Linked DNA regions of Homo sapiens: region 1 is linked to region 2. Evidence: read pairs that join two places in POLR2A ChIA-PET (ENCODE). Cell type or tissue: GM12878. All regions are shown on one strand. Links, peaks and the distances in the headings refer to the core of each region. The heading gives the core; the rest is flanking DNA.

Evidence for each region. ChIA-PET counts read pairs that join two places held together with the same protein. Peaks named below come from ENCODE experiments on the same cell type or tissue, not always from the same donor. Only the 100,000 strongest peaks of a DNase experiment are listed, where the experiment ranks them.
Region 1: POLR2A ChIA-PET joins it to region 2 with 5 read pairs; 3 of 35 experiments call an interaction of 5 or more read pairs at or near these places.

The regions. Positions count from the first base shown.
Region 1 is chr10:50,536,110-50,546,665 of GRCh38, reverse strand. All of the region lies in intron 2 of SGMS1 (sphingomyelin synthase 1), which reads left to right. Among named protein-coding and RNA genes, the nearest start is that of SGMS1, 83 kb to the left of the region's middle. RefSeq lists an enhancer at 7,621-7,830 and a silencer at 7,823-8,117. In GM12878, for the core only: no CTCF peak of the experiment used is centred there; a DNase peak (open chromatin) is centred at 4,565; H3K4me3 peaks cover 1,503 bases; H3K27ac peaks cover 2,257 bases.
Region 2 is chr10:50,289,007-50,299,562 of GRCh38, reverse strand. No RefSeq gene overlaps it. Among named protein-coding and RNA genes, the nearest start is that of ASAH2, 43 kb to the right of the region's middle. In GM12878, for the core only: no CTCF peak of the experiment used is centred there; no DNase peak of the experiment used is centred there.

The DNA.
Region 1 (10,556 bases), core at 3,410-5,909, 250 kb before region 2:
AAATTCCACCTATGAGTGAGAACATGCGGTGTTTGGTTTTTTGTCCTTGTGATAGTTTGCTGAGAATGATGGTTTCCAGCTTCATCCATGTCCCTACAAAGGACATGAACTCATCATTTGTTATGGCTGCATAGTATTCCATGGTGTATATGTGCCACATTTTCTTAATCCAGTCTATCATTGTTGGACATTTGGATTGATTCCAAGTCTTTGCTATTGTGAATAGTGTCACAATAAACATACATGTGCATGTGTCTTTATAGCAGCATGATTTATAATCCTTTGGGTATATACCCAGTAATGGGATGGCTGGGTCAAATGGTATTTCTAGTTCTAGAGCCCTAAGCAGGGTCTTTTGTTACAATCCTCTTTCAAAAACTCCATCTTGTGGTTTTACTGCAGTGGCTGAGCCTTGTGTTTGTTGCTACAGGGTGCTATTATTTAGCAGGAAAACTTTCTAAAGCAGAACCAGGAGAAAGATTGCACTCCTCCCACATTGTCCAACCAACAGAATCACCAAATCACCAAGCAGGAGTGAGGAGAGCAGAGGTCACCTGGTGGCCATCAAGCAGTCTATCCGAGGCAGAACTCCTTATCTGAGGAATTTAGAAGTATTTAGACTTCCCTGTTATCTAAAGCTGGCCTGTGGTTCCAGGCTTCTTTCCCCAAAATGTATAAGTAACTAGAGTTTTTGTATATCTCCAGAATGCATGCATGTCAAAACTCACTGTGCAACCTTTGCACAGAATGTCTATGAATATAATCATTTATTATGACCTATGAGGCTGATATGGTCTAAATTACCCTTAAGCTCTGCTTTAAGCTCCATAAATACCCCAAGAGAAAAATCCACCATGAACAGTCCTCTCTTGCCGAGTCACTCTGCTGTACTCTTCTACCGCATTCTTTCTTTCTAATAAAACTTACCTGGCTGGGCATCATGGCTCACGTCTGTAATCCCAGCATTTTGGAGGCTAAGGTGGGCAGATCACCTGAGGTCAGGAGTTTGAGACCAACCTGGCCAACATGGTGAAACCCTGTCTCGACTAAAAAACTACAAAAATTAGCCAGGCGAGGTGGTGGGTTCCTGTAATCCCAGCTACTCAGGAGGCTGAGGCAGGAGAATCGCTTGAACCCAGGGGTGGAGGTTGCAGTGAGCCGAGATCACACCACTGCACTCTAGCCTGGGTGACAGAGCGAGACTCTGTCTCAAAAACAAACAAAACAAAACAAACAGCAACAACAACAAAACCCTTTCCTTTTCAGACCTGTACTGTTGTTGGGAACTTCTTCTTACCAACCCATGAGTCGACTACTTTCCAATGCCTTGGCTCTGACACCTCACCCAGCACAGGGGACACACAAATACTTCTTTTTAAATTCACTGCCTCTAGAAACCTGAAAGGAGAAGACATTTTTAAAGGATGGTCACTTGTTCTATGCTTCTGTGACACTAGGAACCTTAAGGCACTGGGGCAGAGGGGCCCTGCCATTCCCATTCATATTATAAAGCTTCCCCCTTTGAAGTAGGTTACTGATGTTCTCTGTGTGCTTCCGGGAAATAGCTGCCTTGTCATCCTCAAAGCTACTGTGTCCTCATTTCTTGCTTTTATTGTACACGTGCTACCATTTTCACCTCAGAGCAACAGTGGCCACCAATGCTGTGTTCATTTCACTTCCCTTGTGCTCCTTCATAAAGAAGCTATGAATAATTTAACCAAATTATTTACCAACCACAAATAAAGATGGAGGTAGTATCAATAGTTGGAACACATAAATGGAAATACGCGGCACACGTTTCTTCTTGGGGCAAATGAAAAGGGGTAGTTGTAGCATGTCCCACCTCTGGGCTTCATGGCATGTTGGGACCGAGTTTCTGAGACCAATGCTGTGTGCTTCAGGAACTTCCTAGCATCCACCTGGCTCCTGTTTATACTGTACTTTCTGTTTTTCCTTGTTTATCTCATATCTTCAAAATATTTCACCCTGTAAAACTGCAAGGTTGCATTTTAGTTTATTGTACAAAGAACCTACTTCAGTTTTACTTCTTCTGGAATTTGCAGTTAGTCAGATCTGATACATTGTCTTACCTTTTCAATAAAAGCTTTTGATTTTAATTTATTAAGGAAAAAGTAGAATGTGATCAAAAAAACTCTCAGTTGCAGCTGAAAATCTGAGTGAGAGAGAGGCATATGCAAATGAAGTAAAGAAGGCTCTTAAACTTGTTTGCCTTCACCGAAGCAAGATAATGTCCTGGTTAATGTAGCATTAAATATATACATGCAGGAATGCCTTGTTTAGAGCTCTGGATTCCTGTATTTGTCATGGTGTCTGTAAGAGGTTCATATCCTCCGTGTCTCCCTGTGTGACTTAGTCACCTTACTTTACCTTTCTGGGCTTCAGTTTCCTCATCTGTGAAATGGGGACATAACTACCTCAGAGTTGCTGGGAGGATTAAGTGAGTTAATTCATGAAGCACTTCAGACAGTTCCTGGCATTCAGTAGCTGTCACCTGATATGGTTTTTATTGTTGTCATTACCTTCCTATAAGCTATGTCAGCATGTGTGAGAAATAAATGTTTAAGAAATAAATGTATCAGAACCTACACATCCAAGGGAGTTTTTCTTCCTCAGAATGTTCTGACTTGGAAAATAAGCTTTGATTTTGGTAGTGCTGCCCATGCCGGACATTTTGGGGATGGCTCTTGGAGGAATGCCTTCTGGGGCTGTAGCACTACGTTCTTCGTATGGCTCCTGTAGTGACCAATTTTCTGTCCCCTGAGTGAATGTGGCTTTGAATTTTTTCTTTTCTTTAAAAAATTTTTCTAAACATAGAAGACATTTGGAACCAAGTAAAAAAAAATCTTTTGGTTTAAAAACTTACCTAGAAAGTTTATTCACAAGAATGGTCATTGGGCCAAATTAAGCTGAGTTTTTAGTTTTAACAAGAAGATTATTAGTTTGGGTCTTTGGCTTTTGGGATTCGTAAGGAAGTTCCTGTCTACTTCCTGCAGAAGCAACTGCTCCCAATCTGATTATTTTGACCTCAAAACCCCATTATTCCTCCTGTCTCCTCTATAAGTGGAACATCAGCCACACTTTGTTTCAGGGTTCCCTTGGCCTGCAGGCCCCAGTTCCTACAGAAACTTCTTTTCCTGACAATCAGTATGATTTTTTTACCTCTACCACATATTTGTTTCTTAGCCTACGCTCTTGTTCTAATGATTACTAATTTTTTACAACTTGATATATGTAATGTTAACTATGTAATGTGTATATCTACTCACCTTGGCTTTTTGAAATAACTTGATTGAGGGCCAGCTCTTGGGCCTCCTGTGTGGATGTGTTAAAGTGCCCTGCCTTATGTCTCTGCTGTCCTCTTTCCTTTCCATAATTCCAAGTGATTAGAAAAGCAGCCACATATTTTATAGTCATTTGTAAGTCAAGTTGCCAGCCTTGCCACATACTCATTTTTTTTTCCAGCTGAGCATATTGTAATGGAAATTCTAAGTTTGCCTTGACATGTTCATTGCTCTGCACAAAGTCAACACTTGGTCTCCAAGACAGTTTGGGTGCTAACTTTATTTCCCTGTACTGTCTGGATTGTGGAAGATCAGATGTGGATGCCTAATGTCCCTTGTTAAAATTGTCCCAAGAGCTATCATATAGACACTGTGTGTGTTTGAAGGAAGCAGGTCCAAGTCTAAACAGTGATGGCATCCTGTTGGTCTGAGAAGCAGGTAACTTGTGTTTTAAAAACAAAACAAACTGAGAAGACTTCCTTTTTCTTTCTTTTTTTTTTTTTTTTGCACTTGGCATTACATTACAATAACCAAAAAAACCCTGCAGGAATGGTTGCTGAAAAACAAATGAAAAAATTAAACAATAATTGAGACTTTTTGAATAATATTTAATATATATCATTGTTATATATAATATAATATATATAATATTTATAGGTTATATATATCTCTCTCCCCTCTCTCTATAAGTGCATTTCTGTATATGTGTGTGTGTGCATGTGTGTGTGTGTATACCTTCTCTGTTTTCTCTGTTTTCCTATACACTTTTCTTTATGGTAGTTTGCTTTTTGCTTTTTAACCATTTTATTTGGACTTATGTTATTCATAAATTCTCTCTTAACCACTTTTTTTTAAGAGCAAATATACATATTTTCTGCTCTAAGCCCAGGTTGGTGACATCATAGAAATTTTAGTGTTTCTTCTTTGTCTCAATCTTTCAAGTATCTCATAATCTGTTCTTAAACAAATGTCTAAGAATAATATGAGTGGCAACACTTCAAAACAGTGATTTTTTTTAAATCACTGTAAACACATATGTGTGTAAGATCTTTTTTGAATTTTTAAAAATAATCTTAAGGAGAATAATAAACATGCTTCCGGCCATTTTTTGAGACATAGAACCTGGAAAATTTTGTTTCCATGTATTTTATGCCGTAGAAGTCTTTGAAGAACGAAAAGTGGGAGTCACAGAGTGTGACTGTGTTCAGTTTCTTTTCCCCCATGAGAAGGTCTAATTTGGTTGCTGTAGCTTCAAAGCTGTGTGTCATGAGAATCTGATGCTAGTGGTGGTGGCTTTGGTGGAGGATTTTAAGAAAAGATAATGGTTCCTGCCACGGTGATTTTAGGCAAAAGAGTGGGACATGCAGCCTCTTCCCCTTCTAGACACCAGCATACTCATCTATTCCATTAAAACTTGTTGGCAGGAAAAAAATCAAACATGCTCCTCGAAGTGGAAGTAACTGGCAGAGGTTTTAGTGCCTTCTTCCTAGGAGGTTGTATTTTAACAGAAAAGAAAACTTTGGCTCCAGGAATAAAAATCCTTTTTTTAAAAGTGCATGAACCCTGCAATTTGGTGCTAATTGTAACTTCTGGAGGCTCCACCCTGGTTCTCTTGATTAAACTCAAAACAACCCCTTTTCCTTCCCAAACATCTCCCAGAGTGGGTGGCTCAGCCAGGGGCCAGCATTTTTATTCCATTTTCGAGGATCTTGGCCCCATCCCTGGTCTTGTCTCCAAGTGGGGCAGCTTAACAACCACTCTCTGTGGGCTTTGAGTATGGCAAGATGACCTGGCAAGCTGAGCTAGGTGTTTGCCATTCACACAGGAAGGGGGCCTTCAGGGAAGAGCTCGAGTCATCATGAAGACAGAGCCTGGATGGTAAAATTAATGCCCCTCATACAGATGTTGAGTCACATGATGTATTAGATAGTCAATGAAAGATGAAATTATGTTGGTATACCATACAAGGCAGTAATGTACAGTACTCCTTAAGAAACATTTTCAATAGGAGTTTTATGGTTGCTTGAATTAAGTTGCTTTGAGAGGTAAAAAGTTGCAGTAAGTGCTATAATTTAGAAAACCAGAGACTTACATGGTAACATCTCTACTGGATTAAGTCTTCATGAGTATAACAGCATAAGTATTATAAAACTTAACTAGAATCGGAAAATAGAAGATAAAGAATTAGTGTTTTGTTTGGATCTTACCTTTTTCTGTGCCTGAAACCCCCACATTTTCAAAAGTCCTTTCCCAAGGTCTCCAACGCTGGTTGGTCCTGTTGCCTTGTGGAGTTTCTAATTGAATGTATCTGAAGCACTTCAATCAGAGCTGAATCTTGGTCTTCCATGCTGTCATCCCCTGTATTCTTTCCCAAACCAAGTTTCTGTTGATTCTGCCTCCAAAAAGTATCTCAAATCCACCCTCCTGGTCCAGTCACCTGGGTGACTGCAGTTGCTATTCATACTCACTGTGACTCTTTTCCACCCTCTTTATGAAATGGAAATCTGGTAATTCACCTCCTTCCCCTAAAAGCCAAAACAAAAAACAAACAAACCTGCAGGACTCAACTTTTCCATGACTTCCCATGATCTTAAGTTGAAATCATAATTTCATAACCTTAGTGACTCGCATGACCTGGCAGTTGCCCACTAATCCCCAGCCCTCCGTGTTCCCCCTCTTCAATCCAGTCATGGTGGCTTAGTTTTGGTTTCTCTGAGATAGCATTCACTTCCACTTTCCTCTCTCTTTTTTCAAATTGTTGACTTTAATTATTTCTTTAGTTCCCCCTTAAATCTCATTTTGTCAGAGAAAGCCTTAGGTTAGAAACCACCTTATTGCATGACATTGACCCCCTTGATAGCAGTCTGTTGGTATATGTCTAGTGGCTGGCATATAGTGGATGCTTATTCATATTTGTTGAGTGAAAGAATGAGAGTAGTGGTAATTGTGAGTATTTTAAGTGCTGCTAAATACTCTGAGAGTTGGCATATCTAGCATGAGGTGTGGCACAGATGCCACCATTTTTTTTTACCTGCCAGACGAGCCAGTCTATTTATTACTAATTTATCACCACATCCTTCCCCTGGGCTGGCTTTCTTAGTACTCTACTGGTCTGTGTGAATTGGCATGTGGCATGAAACCTATTTGACATTTCTAATCTAGCAGAAAATGTCATCACCTTCTGGATGTTTAGGTCCTTGTATTGACCTTTAAACATGTTGCATAAACTTTTCATGCCTTAATTTTCATGCCAGTCTAATACAGGTCATCAGATTGTAAGATAAGATAATTCTTTCATGAAGATTAAGTAAGAAATACTGAAAAATTAGTAGAGCATATTCAAATATAAGGTTGTATAATTACATTCAGTATGCTTTGACATAAATAATCATTTTCTGTTTAGCCACTCTCTTATGCAGACTAAAATGTAAATTTTATATACACATAAATTAAACTTTCAGTTGCATAGGCTTATCATGTCTATATATGAGCCTTACAGCAGGGACTCTAATTTTCTTTCATAATTAAGTTGATTTCTTGTTTCCATTGGACTTTTACTTAATGTTTATTTTGCTAGTGAAAGATCCATTTCAAGGAGATAGAATATAAAACATCAAGAAGAAGATGCTCATTTTAAATTCAGTTTACTATCATTCTGTGGCAGTGTTTCACAAAGCATACCCATGGATCACCTGTATCAGAAACATGTGGGGATGGTTAATTTGCAGGTTCATGCCCCCACAACTTACTGAATCAGAATTTGAGAGGCCCAGAAAACTGCATTTTAAAGTGATCACTTTGTACTTTAAATAAGCTCCATAAGTTTGAGAATCAGGTCCCATATAATACTTAGTGTATACTGTGTCATTAATAAATTTCGAACAGGATCCATAAAAGATGGCTCATTCACCGACCTTTTCAGTCTCACCTGAGCATATAGATGTTATCAGAAAACATATCAATGCCAACACTATACAATAAAAGGTGATGATATTGATTGTGACTAAGGTTGAAAACAGTCTATGACCTTATTCAACTGGAGCACAGAGGATCAACAAGGGGCATTGTTCCTAGATGGCTAAAACACACTGGCCTTCCGGGAACAATGGCCCTTTGACCACAGCTGACACAGGCGGGAAGGAACTAGACAGGGGTCAGATCTCCTCAGTCCAGCAGTGAATGGGTGGGGCCTATGGTTGAGTCCTCTGGAGAAGCCCGGCAGGGGAAGGCCAGCAGTGCCCTTCATGCTCACCAGGGCTGTCACTGTTCTGCCCTCCCTGGATGCCCACATGGCAAGAACGCTTGCCCTGAGCAGGAGGACAGGAACAATACCTGTGTTTTAAAAGTTGGCATTGCCAAGTGTGTAGGATGTGCTGCTCACCGAGTTCGGTGGTTTCCTTGTATTAGTTCATGTAATCAGCTTAAGTAGGGGAAATCCAGGGTGTTGATGAGAAGGCATTTCATGGCAGACTTTAACCCTGGACTGGATTCTGGGGAAGGTTACAAGTCTCCATCTCCTGTTCTTATCAAAACTTGCTCTACTCTTTTGGATCGCCTTTGACCACTTAATGATACTTACAGCTTTTATCTCACAGTTCCACCTCCAGATCAGTATTGTTTTCTGTCATTTCCTGAATGTGAATTCCATCCCACTAAGTAGACACAGAAGTTGTCAGTGGGGAATGGTGTCATCCCTCTCCTCTGGTGTTTTGAAATGTGTGGGAACATTTTCAGTGGTCATGATGATGAGGGGTGTGTATATCAGGATTTAATGTCCTGAGGGTGTGGGATGCTAAATACCTTTCAGTAGTTGGGAGTGGGAGGGTCCCACTTAATGAAGGATTGTCCTGTCCAGAATGCTGAAGGCACCCCTGATAAGCTATCTCTTTTTTTTTTTTTTTTTTTTGAGATGGAGTCTCACTCAGTAGCCCAGGCTGTAGTACAGTGGCATGATCTTGGCTCACTGCAAGCTCCGCCTCCCGGGTTCATGCCATTGTCCTGCCTCAGCCTCCTGAGTAGCTGGGACTACAGGCACCCACCACCACGCCCGGCTAATTTTTTTGTATTTTTAGTAGAGACGGGGTTTCACCATGTTAGCCATGATGGTCTCGATCTCCTGAGCTCATGATCTGCCTGCCTCGGCCTCCCAAAGTGCTGGGATTACAGGTGTGAGCCCACCCACCCACCCCTGATAAGCTCTTTGGTTTTATCTGCATCTTATCCAGCACCTTATTATTATTTGTTTAATCTCTGTATTTCCAGAGCAGGATCTCACTCTGTTGCCCAGGCTGGAGTGCCGTGGCATAATCATAGCTCACTGTAACTTTGAATAGCTGGGCTCAAGCAAGCCTCCTGCCCCAGCCTCCTGAGTAGCAGTGCCTTCTTGAGAACTGACCAAACATTTAATATGTAATGGGATTCATATGGCTTAATAGATGCAGTTTGAGCTTAGTTACTTGTAGGGTAAATAAGCAAATGGTTGAAGCCATCTTCTTGGATGGCTTTTGTGCTCTCACAGTGAAGGTGTCACTCTTCTTGAATTCTGCTTTGTAACCTCATTCTTCCTGACGGTACAATGTAGACAAGCTCTATGACCTAGGGAATAATCCTAAGCAGCTACTGTTCCACTCAGGCAACATTCCTATTTCAAAAACTACCAGCATGTAGTCCCACTGAAACCTTGGTTTCACAAAAAGAAACAGGATGGGGAACATCACACACCGGGGCCTGTTGTGGAATGGGGGCGGGCAGGGGGTGGCGGGGAGGGATAGCATTAAGAGATATACCTAATGTAAATGACGAGTTAATGGGTGCAGCACACCAACATGGCACATGTATACATATGTAACAAACCTGCACGTTGTGCACATGTACCCTAGAACTTAAAGTATAATAAAATATATATATATCTATATATATATATAAAGAAAAAAAAGAAAAGAAACAGGATGATGCTAAGTAAATTAAGTGTTAGCATCATGAAATGGGGTAGAGGGCTGAGTACCCCAACATTTTATCTCTGACACCATCCCAGGTGAGTAGTCTTAGCAGTAGGAGGGTTTGAGATTTGGAGGTACAGGCTCCATACTCCAAACTTTCTGGAGAAAAGGTTACTTTGTCCGTTGATCAGAAAGCTACTGTGTGGAAAAAACAAAGGTTTGAACTAAGGATCAAACAAGATCAGTAGAGGGTCCTGGGATATGCATTGATATGTATCAGTCATTCAGTTAGACATGTTAGAGATGCAGACTGGGAAAATTCAGCCAAAGGAGCTTGAGAGAAATGCAAATGCTAAGATGACTCAGTGGGCTGTTTTCCCTGGAAGGCCTGGGGACCAAACAAGAAGCAATGTGTCAACCCTTTGTCTCTCTGTTACTCTACTTCTAAGAGTAACTTCTAAGGAAATGATTAGTGATGTATTCAGAGATTTCACTCTGAGGATGCCTAAATGCTGAACATTGGAAGCAACCCAGATGATGTCCAAAAGGGGATTGAATAAATATAATTCACCTATATGATAGACTATTGCATAATCTTGACAATGATTATAGCATGTTTTTAATGATGACAATGATTATAGCATGTTTTTCATATTTTTCATGTATGAAGAAAAGTATGACATGGGACAAAATGTATGAAAAACATGCTATAATAAACAGATTAAGATTTCAATAAGGAAACTTTGTAAACATGGAGGAGAGACCTGGAAGGGCATTAATCAAAATATTCACTTGGATTATCTTTGAGAAGTGAAATTCTAGGTAGTTTTTCCTCTTAGAGCTTTAGTGCTGTACATAAAATGTTTTCTGTGAGCATGTAGAATTATTTTTGTAATTAAGCAGTTTAATACAGCAATAAAAACATGATTATTAACAGGTGCCTTGTTGACCCTTTACTCCAAATATTCCTGGTAGTTCTAATCATTTAAAATCTCAATAATTATATATTCTATCATTTTAAATCTAAATATTTCTGATAGGTTTATTCCTCAAAAGGAAATGGGTTTTTTTTGTTTGTTTGTTTGTTTCTTTGTTCATTTTTTTGAGACAGGGTCTTGACTGTTTATGCAGTGGCACAATCACAGCTCACTGCAGCCTTGATCTCCTGGGTTCAAGGGATCCTCCCACCTCATTCTCCTGAGTAGCTGAGACTATACGCGTGCACCACCATTTTTGACTAATTTTTGATTTTTGGTAGAGATGGGGTCTTGGTGTGTTGCCCAGGCTGGTCTCAAACTCCTGGGCTCAAGAGATC
Region 2 (10,556 bases), core at 3,178-5,677:
CTTGGTTAGTTTAGCAAATGGTTTGATTTTGTTTACCTTTTCAAAAAACCAGTATTTTGTTTTATTGAATCTTTGCCTTTTTGGCGGGGGGGGGGGATTCTATTTTGCTTAGATCTGCTCTGATCTTCATAATTTATTTCATACTACTAATTTTGGGTTTGGTTTCTTCTTGCTTTAGTAGTTCCTTGAGGTGCATCATTAGATTGTTTATTTTAAATCTTTCTACTTTTTTGCTGTAGGTGTTTATTGCTATACATTTCCCTGTTAGCACTGCTTTTGCTGTATCTCATAAGCTTTGATATGTTGTGTCTCAATTCTCATTTGTTCCAAGAATTTTTAAAAATTTCCTCCTTAATTTCTTCCTTGACCCAATGGTCATTTAGGAGCACGTTGTTTATTTTCTATGTGTTTGTACAATTTCCAAAGTTTCTTTTGTTATTAATTTCTAGTCTTATTTCACTGTGATCTGAAAAGATTCTTGATATGATTTCAATGTTTAAAAATTTGTTGAGACTTGTTTTGTGTCCTACATATGGCCTATTCTGGGGAGTGTTCCATATGCAGATGAGAAGAATATGTATTCTATACCTGTTAAATGAAGTGTTCTGTAAATATCTTAGGTTCATTTGTTTTAATGTGGTTTAAATCCAAAGTTTCCTTGCTAATTTTCTATCTAAATGATGTGTCTAATGCTGAGAGTGAAGTGAAGTCCCCAACTATTATTGCATTAGATTCTATTCCTTTAGATCTAATAATACTTGCTTCATATATCTAAGTACTCTGGTCCTGGGTGCTTATCTTTAGAATGGTTATATCCTCTTGCTAAATTGTCAAAAATGGTAAATAGTTACAAAGAAAGTCATTATCTAGTGATAAAGGGATTGGCCTTTTGGTTTCTATTTGCATGGAATATCTTCTTCCATTCCTTTGCTTTTGGTCTATATGTGTCTTTACACTAAGATGAGTTTCTTGTAGGCAGCATATAGTTGTGTCTTGTTTTTTTAAATCATTCAGCCAGTCTATAGCTTTTTTTTTTTTTTTTTTTTGAGATGGAGTCTCGCTTTGTCCCCCAGGCTGGAGTGCAGTGGCATGATCTTGGCTCACTGCAAGCTCCGCCTCCCGGGTTCATGCCATTCTCCTGCCTCAGCCTCCCAAGTAGCTGGGACTACAGGTGCCCGCCACCACACCCGGCTAATTTTTTGTATTTTTAGTAGAGACGGGGTTTCACCATGTTAGCCAGGATGGTCTCGATCTCCTGACCTCGTGATCTGCCCATCTCGGCCTTCCAAAGTGCTGGGATTACAGGTGTGAGCCACCATGCCCGGCCCAGTCTATATCTTTTAACTGCAAAGTTTAATCATTTTCATTCGAGGTTGTTATTGATGTGTGAGGGCTTATTCTTGTCATTTTATTCATTAATTTTGGTAGTTTTGCATATCATTTGTTTCTTTTCTATATCATTGTGGCTTGGTGGTTTTCTGTAGTGGTAATATTTGAGCTCTTTCTCTTCCTCATTTGTGTGTTTGCCCTACCAGTGAGTCTTATCCTTCTGTGTGTTTTCATGATGGTAGCTATTGTCTTTTTGTTTTCACATGTAGGACTCACTTAAGCATTTCTTGTAGGACCACTCTAGTGGTGTGAATTCCCTCTACTATGTTTGTCTGGGGAAAACTTCATTTCTCCTTCATTTATGAAGGATAGCTGTGCTAGGTATAGTATCCTTTGTTGGCAATTTTTTTCTTTTTTTTGTGCTTCTTTGATTTTATTTCTTTTTTTTTCTTTTTTTATTATTATTATACTTTAAGTTTTAGGGTGCATGTGCACAATGTGCAGGTTAGTTACATATGTATACATGTGCCATGCTGGTGTGCTGCACCCATTAACTCTTCATTTAGCATTAGGTATATCTCCTAATGCTATCCCTCCCCCCTCCACCCACCCCACAACAGTCCCCAGAGTGTGATGTTCCCCTTCCTGTGTCCATGTGTTCTCATTGTTCAATTCCCATCTATGAGTGAGAACATGCGGTGTTTGGTTTTTTGTCCTTGCGATAGTTTACTGAGAATGATGATTTCCAATTTCATCCATGTCCCTACAAAGGACATGAACTCATCATTTTTTATGGCTGCATAGTATTCCATGGTGTATATGTGCCACATTTTCTTAATCCAGTCTATCATTGTTGGACATTTGGGTTGGTTCCAAGTCTTTGCTATTGTGAATAGTGCTGCAATAAACATACGTGTGCATGTGTCTTTATAGCAGCATGATTTATAGTCCTTTGGGTATATACCCAGTAATGGGATGGTTGGGTCAAATGGTATTTCTAGTTCTAGATCCCTGAGGAATTGCCACACTGACTTCCACAATGGTTGAACTAGTTTACAGTCCCACCAACAGTGTAAAAGTGTTCCTATTTCTCCACATCCTCTCCAGCACCTGTTGTTTCCTGACTTTTTAATGATCGCCATTCTAACTGGTGTGAGGTGGTATCTCATTGTGGTTTTGATTTGCATTTCTCTGATGGCCACTGATGATGAGCACTTTTTCATGTGTCTTTTGGCTGCATAAATGTCTTCTTTTGAGAAGTGTCTGTTCATATCCTTTGCCCACTTTTTGATGGGGTTGTTTTTTTCTTGTAAATTTGTTTAAGTTCATTGTAGATTCTGGATATTAGTCCTTTGTCAGATGAGTAGGTTGTGAAAATTTTCTCCCATTTTGTAGGTTGCCTGTTCATTCTGACGGTAGTTTCTCTTGCTGTGCAGAAGCTCTTTAGTTTAATTAGATCCCATTTGTCAATTTTGGCTTTTGTTGCCGTTACTAAGCCAAAAGAACAAAGCTGGAGGCATCACCCTACCTGACTTCAAACTATACTACAAGGCTACAGTAACCAAAACAGCATGGTACTGGTACCAAAACAGCATGGTACTGGTACCAAAACAGAGATATAGATCAATGGAACAGAACAGAGCCCTCAGAAATAACGCCACATATCTAAAACTATCTGATCTTTGACAAACCTGAGAAAAACAAGCAATGGGGAAAGGATTCCCTATTTAATAAATGGTGCTGGGAAAACTGGCTAGCCATATGTAGAAAGCTGAAACTGGATCCCTTCCTTACACCTTATACAAAAATTAATTCAAGATGGATTAAAGACTTAAACGTTAGACCTAAAACTATAAAAACCCTAGAAGAAAACCTAGGCATTACCATTCAGGACATAGGCATGGGCAAGGACTTCAGGTCTAAAACACCAAAAGCAATGGCAATTTTTTTCTTTCAGCACTTGGACTATTTTCAATCTCTCCTGGACTGTGAGGTTTCTGCTGAGAAATCCCTGTTAATTTGATGGGGATTCCCTTATAAGTGACTAAATGCTTTTCCTCTTGCTGTTTTTAGAATTCTCTCTTTGACTTTTGACAGTTTTATTATAAGGTGCTGTGGAGAAGACCTTTTTGAATGATAATATCTGTATGGGGATCTGTGAGCTTCCTGTGTATGGCTGTCTAAATCTCTTGCTAAAGTTGGAAAGTTTTCAGCTATTATTTCATTAAGGACATTATCTAACCCTTTCATTTGTTCTTCACCTTGTGGAGCACTGAAAATTTGAATCTTCGGTTGCTTTATGGTGTCCCATATGTCACATAGGCTTTGTCCATTCTTTTTAAATTTTTCTCTATATTTTTGCCTGACTGGGTTATTTCAAAAGACCTGTCTTTATGTTCTGAAATGTTTTCTTCTGCTTGATTTAGCCTATTGTTGAAGCTTTCAAATTTTGTATTTCATTAATTGAATTCCTCAGTTCCAGAATTTCTGTTTGGTTATTTTTTATGATATCTATCTCTTTTGTAAATTTCTCTTTCATATCCTGAATACTGAATTGTTTTTCTGATGTCTTTGTTTTGCTTTTTGAGTTATTTTGTATCTCACTGAGCTTCTTTAGTATCATTTTGAATTTTTTATGTGGGATTTTATACTTTTTTGTTGGAATCTGTTGCTGGAGAATTATTGTGTTCCTCTGGAGGTGTCATATTTCATTGCCTTTTTATGCTTCTTCCATCCTTACATTGGTATCTGTGCATCTGGTGTAACAGTCACTCCTTAAATTTGTTTGCATTTGCCTTTTAGTTGGGAATGACTTTTTCCCGAAGGTGTATCTATAGTATTGGTTGAGCAGGGCACTTTGGCTTTGATTCTGGGTATGTGCAGTAGTATAATCTCTGTATAATTTATTTGGCTATAAACACCACCAGTAGTGTCTGATTTACTCAGTGGTTTAGAATACTGTTAGTGAAGGCTGTGGTAAAGTTTTGCTGGAGACAGGGACAGCAGTTGAGCCTGCACTTAGGCCCCAATGGTGGCAGCAGTAAGCCAAGCATGCCTATCCTTGCAGGGCAGCATATGTTGACCCTGGTGTTAATGGGTCCAGGGGGACTGATTCTTGGACCCCCACAGGTGGCCATCTCAGGTGCCAGCAGTTGCAGAAGTGGGCCAGGTGCCTGGGCAGCAGGCGTGGAATGGGCAATGGCAGTAGCAGTGGTGAGAGAATCCTCTGACTTCCAAGCAGCCTGTACTGGTGGTGCTGGTGGCTGCAATGGGCTGGGTAGGCCAGTCTCCAGGCCTTTAGGTGGCATTTAGTGGTGCATACCAGCTGTGGTATTAGCAGCAGATTTAGTGGGCCTATCCTCAAGAGCCTGGAAGGAATGCTTAGATGCCAACAATGTTTGATGGGGCGGGGGAATCCCAGGCCCCTAGATGTTGTGCTTGGGCATGGGGGTGGGTGGATCCAGGCTAAGCACACCTGTTCTCAGGCCCCCAGTGGTGTGTGTGGTAATGGGCTATGGTAGGCAGAGGCAGGGCAATCACCAGGCTCTTGGAGGAATGCTTAGGTTGGAGTGGCAACAGTTGTGCTGTGGCTCTGCTCCTGGGGAGGAGAGGGTTGCTTTCAGTGGCAGTAGAAGAAGCATAAACAGGCAACTAAGGAGCACACTCTTTGGCCACAGTTGGCAGCCATATAAACAGAGTAGGCTTTCCTCAGGGCATTTTTAAATGCATGGTGGCCCTGCTACTGGGGGTGGTGGGGTTGCTGCCTATGGCTCATACTTTGGCCCTGGCAGTGCCAGACAGCAGCAGCTCCCTGCTGTGTGTGTGGGATGTCAGTGGGGCTCCAGGGATGTGAAGATGCAGGAGATGTTGGGCTCCAGGGCATTCTGGTGGAGACTGCGCTCTCAAAATAGTGCTTTGCTATAGCTGCTTAGTACTGGGGGTGGGCATGGGACCTGGTGTGAGCTTCCTTTCTGGAGCAATTCCTTCAAGAAATCTCTAGGTAGCTCCCTATGTTAGTCTCAGGGCCTGTGTGGGTTGAAGGACTCTCCTGTGGCAAGAATTGCAGGAGTCTGTGGTGGGAATGTGAACTGCTGAGAGTCACTCACTTTCTCTTTCACCGCAATTGGGAGATTCTTCAGTCCCCCAGCTGAGCATGCTGCCTCACTTCCTTCTCCTCCTTTGCCTTATATGTTTCCTGTCACTTCTCTGTTGAATTCCAGTGTTCTCTCATAGGTGACCAAAGTATGATTACATACTCACTATTTTGGTTCTTGTTTGTGGGGGAGGCAAGTACCAGCTGCCTCTGGTCAGCCATCTTAAAACCATGTCATGAATCTGTCTTTTAGTGGGTCTGTTTCTCCAGGCTTGACCTTCATGAGTGTGGTAGTAAACCCACTCCTCTTATCCTCTATTCTACATAAATTCCATGACTGCAGAATTCTTTGTCTGCTTCCTTGAAGCCTTGATGCCTGCTGACGGTTTTTTCTCCCTGAGTCAGATGGGAAGACTAGAAAGGGCTAAAGTACAAGGAGCAACCTCCAGTAATTTGTCATTTACCATGTAGGTGTTCTTATTAGTTTATGGCTCTAGCGGCTTCCGCTCCGTGTAAGCAGATCTTGCCCATGACTCTGAATGCAACTCTCTCTCCAGATTTTGGAACAGTGGTTGTACCTATGACTTCATTTCCATGATGGGTCCAAAAAAACTTGTTTTGCAGTTTGCTCAGCTTCTTCCTATTGTAAGGATGACAGTGATAACTCCCAAGCTCTTTAAATGTTGAAGCTGAAAACAGAAGACCTTGATGACACAGTTTGCATGGTCAAATAAGTTTGGGAAACAATAAGCAGTTATTGGCAGAGTATCCTTAATGACTAGGTATACAAATTTATGTCCTAACAACAGTTGAACTATAAGTCGTTATCAGTCTGCTTTAATGACTTCCAACTCTCAACACAAAAGATGTCCAGAAGAACATGAAAAAAATTAGCATTGAAGTGGAAAATGGAGGTGCTTCATTCAGTTATCTTCTAATTAACATTGCATTGGGAACTTTGAGGCCATTCTCTAGGTTTCTTAGCTGTAAGACTTGTCGGAGTCATTAATGTGCTAATGTGCATTGTGACTCCTGGAGAGGACCCAGGATGCAGCTGTATGCAAGTCCAAGTGTCTAATGGACAACTATTAATTTACACAAGACGGTTTCAGCTATACTGCTCTATGAAAATGCATGTTCTTGAAATAACTTTATCAGGGAAAAAATAGTACCTCTCAAAGGAGCAAGTTGAAAATGAAACCCCAATATACCTTATAACAATGATGGGTGCCATGAATATATGCTGAAGTGTAGTAACATATGTCAAAAACAGCAAGTTCCATCCTCTGAGGTAACTTCCTTTGTGGTGGGGTTCTTAGCTCTGCAAACAGCCAGATATTTGGGAGTGCCTATGGCAATGTTATTTTTATTTTTACTGCAGAGTACATCAGAGTGTTTTGTGGGCACTTGAATCTCTGGGTGTCAGTTTTGATCTTTCCTTCTGAATTGTAAAAAGGCAGAAATGGATCTGCCTTTTTAATTGGCATGGAGTACCTCTGGTACAGAATCAAAATATTAGTCATCACGCTGAGGTGCTGCATTTTTATCCGACACTCAGTTGTTACTCTTATAACCCATATGGAATCTTATGAAGGATAGCTTCCAGTCACTTCCTCCAAGATATTCTATACCACCACCATCACCACACCAACAGTCCCAATCAGGCCAGAACATCAAGTGTGGCTCTTTTAATAGTCATTGAATAATAATCCATCTTTTAAGTGAATCAAACCAACAAAATCTCATTGAAGAGGGTCCATATGTTTACTACATACTATATTACATCACATAGGCAGAGATTTTTCTTAGCCTTCATAGGAAGTAGAACTGGATTTTCTTCTCTGCAACTGATTCTGTCTCATGAACATTAAATTTTATACTGATTGTGTTGTGTTTTTTTGCTTTGGTGTTTGGGAAACTGAGTCTAATTTATTGTCCATTCTTAACAACTGTACTGAATTTTAGTGTATGTATTTGTGATCTTGGTATTATCTTTTTTTTATATATTTTTCTCTTTTGCCCCAATTTCTTTCTATTAGTCTTTGTTTAATAAAACACTTTTGTGGAAATAAGTTGAGGTCAACTCTATACTGATGTATAATTCATTTCTCAGAAGCTGTCAAGCATTTTGATGGATCGGTATTCACTCTCACTAGGCCTCTGTGGATTGTCCCTGCGTGAATGATAAGGGTCTCCATTGTGATGATGGATTGGAACATGGCACTACTTCTTGGCTCTGTGATACCCCAATTACACCAGGCTTTTCATGGAAGGTTAATTTATAGTGAGAGTAGAACATTATTTTGTGGTTTGTGGGTTTTCTTTCAAGGTGATAAATTTAAAATCTGGTTAGGGGCTTATGAAAAAAAAAATCTTTGACATCACATGATGGAGCCCTAAGTATTGGCCAGCTCCAAGCATGACACTTTACCAGTAGCCTTTAGCATCCCCCTGTGGCTAACTTTGTAGAGCACTTGTAAATATACCTCTTCATTGGTTTTTGATGGCTATGGATGGTTCTGCTCTTTTTCTTTTGGAGGGTGGAGTGGTTGTAATCTTTGATTTTTGCTTTCCTAATCCTTGTATTAGTTGGCCTCACAGGCCCTTGGGATTTCACAAATTATCTTCAGTTGCATTCTTGGGTAATAAAGGAATAAAAATGGGCTGACAATAAGGAATGTCCAAGATTGAGGCTGACCATAGAACCCTGGGAATTTCAAGGCTAGTCTTTCATGCATTCACTTATACATTAATCATCCCCTCGTCTCTTCACCTCCCTCCATTCATTCAGCAAATGTTTTTGTGTTAGCATTGGGAGCTGGTGTCAAACAAAGTAGACAAGGGTGCCTGCCTTCATAAAAACTTATAGTCTGGGCTATTTTCAAAGGATAGTAAAGGAAATCTCAATCAATGAGTACTCTACCAAATTAGATTATTTGGACTTTAAGAAAAGAAACTATGAGAAATATAAATAGATAGATGAAATTATTTCCTCCTTAAAAACAGTTTCTCTCAGAAATGCCATTGGCTTGCTCTTGAACTTTGACGCCTTGTACATGTTTATGTATATGTCTTTAGCATTGGATGAAGAGCATTAATATTGAGACATTGGAATCTCTTCTAGTCATCAAGGAAATAATTAAAAGCTTCCCTTTGCTCTGTTTCCAAAAGTGTAAAATAGGTATTTTAGAAAGACTTTTCTGTTTAAAGAAGGCTTGCTGAATAAGCCCTATTTAAATTAGAAATTTCAATTACTCAGAATGTCTCATTAACCCAAGTTTTTAATTGAGAATTTATGAAATGGCCTGAAAGAAACTTCCAGATTAAGCCCAGTTGAAGAGGGAGAAGTTAGGAGTCTAATGAGTTAGTGGTTCAATGTGTCTAGTTTCACTATGAGATTTTTCTGCTTCAATATCGTTTCCTTGCAGTGCCTAGCACAGTGCTCAAGGCCTGTTCTTAAAGTTGTTGAGTGACTTTTCCTAGGAAAGTCTCGAGAAGTAGAATTCCTACTTCTACTCCAGACTGCAGAAAAGCCTTCTCCAAAAAGACGTGTTAATGGCCTGGAAGTTGCATTCTGCATTTGTCTGATGTCTATTAAAACTCAGCCTTAGACAGAAGCATAAACATAAGAATTTCCACCCTGAAATCTGTGGCCTGGCAATCTCATAATCTAAAACATGGGCCTCAAGGAAGGCATGGAGGTGATCCCTGACATAAACCTAAAGCTCAGCTTCCCTTCACTATCATTTTTCTACATAAATTAGTTCACTTTTCCAATCTTTTAGTTTCCTTCCTGCTAGAACTCCCCCTTGGAGTTCCATTTTCTCTTGATAGGTAAATCAGTAACCCAGGTGTGCGGGGTAATTCTGACTAGGATGGGCAAAGACTATCCAAAATGCCATCTCAGTAGTCTGATGGAAAATTCCTTTTTGGGCAACTTCATGATTATCAAGACTTCTAGTACATTGGGAAATTTTAGACAAAGAGAAAATGAGGTTGTCAGAGATTTATCTCCAGCAGTCCTCGACTCCAGGTATAGGTGGCCCTCATGATTAGAAATAAGCCTGTAGCAAGAAAAATAGTTTATTTGACAAAATCCCAGTGTTAAAGCAAGGCCCAAACTGCAGAGCTACTCCTGAATACTCTCTCTCTCTTTCTCTTGACTATTCTACTTGTCTGAGAGCAGCGTGGATACATCCCAAACTAGGGCCTGATAAAGAATCATTATGGACATTGGTTAGTAACAAATATGATTTCTTAGAAGGAGCCTCAGAACATCAGGAGAAAATGTCAGGTGCCTACAGTCTAGAATGCTTGGCCTGTGTTATGGTGCATAATTCTTTGTCAAGTTATGGTGTACAGTATTCTCTATTTAGTCAATTGTTTTTCTCTCATTCTTTTTGATGAGCCTTTTTTTTGGCTTGGATGACCCAAGATAGGTTCTAAAATAATTTGGGTTACCCAAAGCATTTTTCAGTGTGAGTATGAAATAGCAGTGGTTGTTATTCCTGTAGACAATCCTAGTTTGCATTATTTCTAGCAAGAACTTCAACCAGGATAGTGCATGCATCTTTATTTCACACCTAGAGCTTCGTCCAACTCTTTTCTCATGGGCTTGAGTCAAGATGCGGTAGTGCTTGGAGAGGTATAGTCACTTCCAAATACAAATGGTCCCCGACTTAACAATAGTTTGACGTACAACTTTTCAACTTTACAATGACGTGAAAGTGATATGAGTTCAACAGAAACCACACTTCAAGTACCCATACAACCATTCTCTTTTTCACTTTCAGTACAGTAGTCAATTACATGAGCTGTTCAACACTTTATTATAAAATAGGCTTTGGGTTAGATTATTTTGTCCAACTTCAGGCTAAGGTAAGTGTTCTGAGCACGTTTAAGGTAGGTTAGGTTAACCTATGTTTAGGAGGTTAGGTACATTAAATGCATTTTCAACTTGCAATATTTTCAACTTACTATGAGTTTATCAGGACATAATCCCATCACAATCTGACGGACATCTGTATAAACTCAGAGTAGTTTCTGAAAGGGCACATATCATTCAGAATAGTTTCTGAAAGGGCACATATCATATCATTAATAGAGTTATCTAATCTCCTAGAGGCCTCCTGAT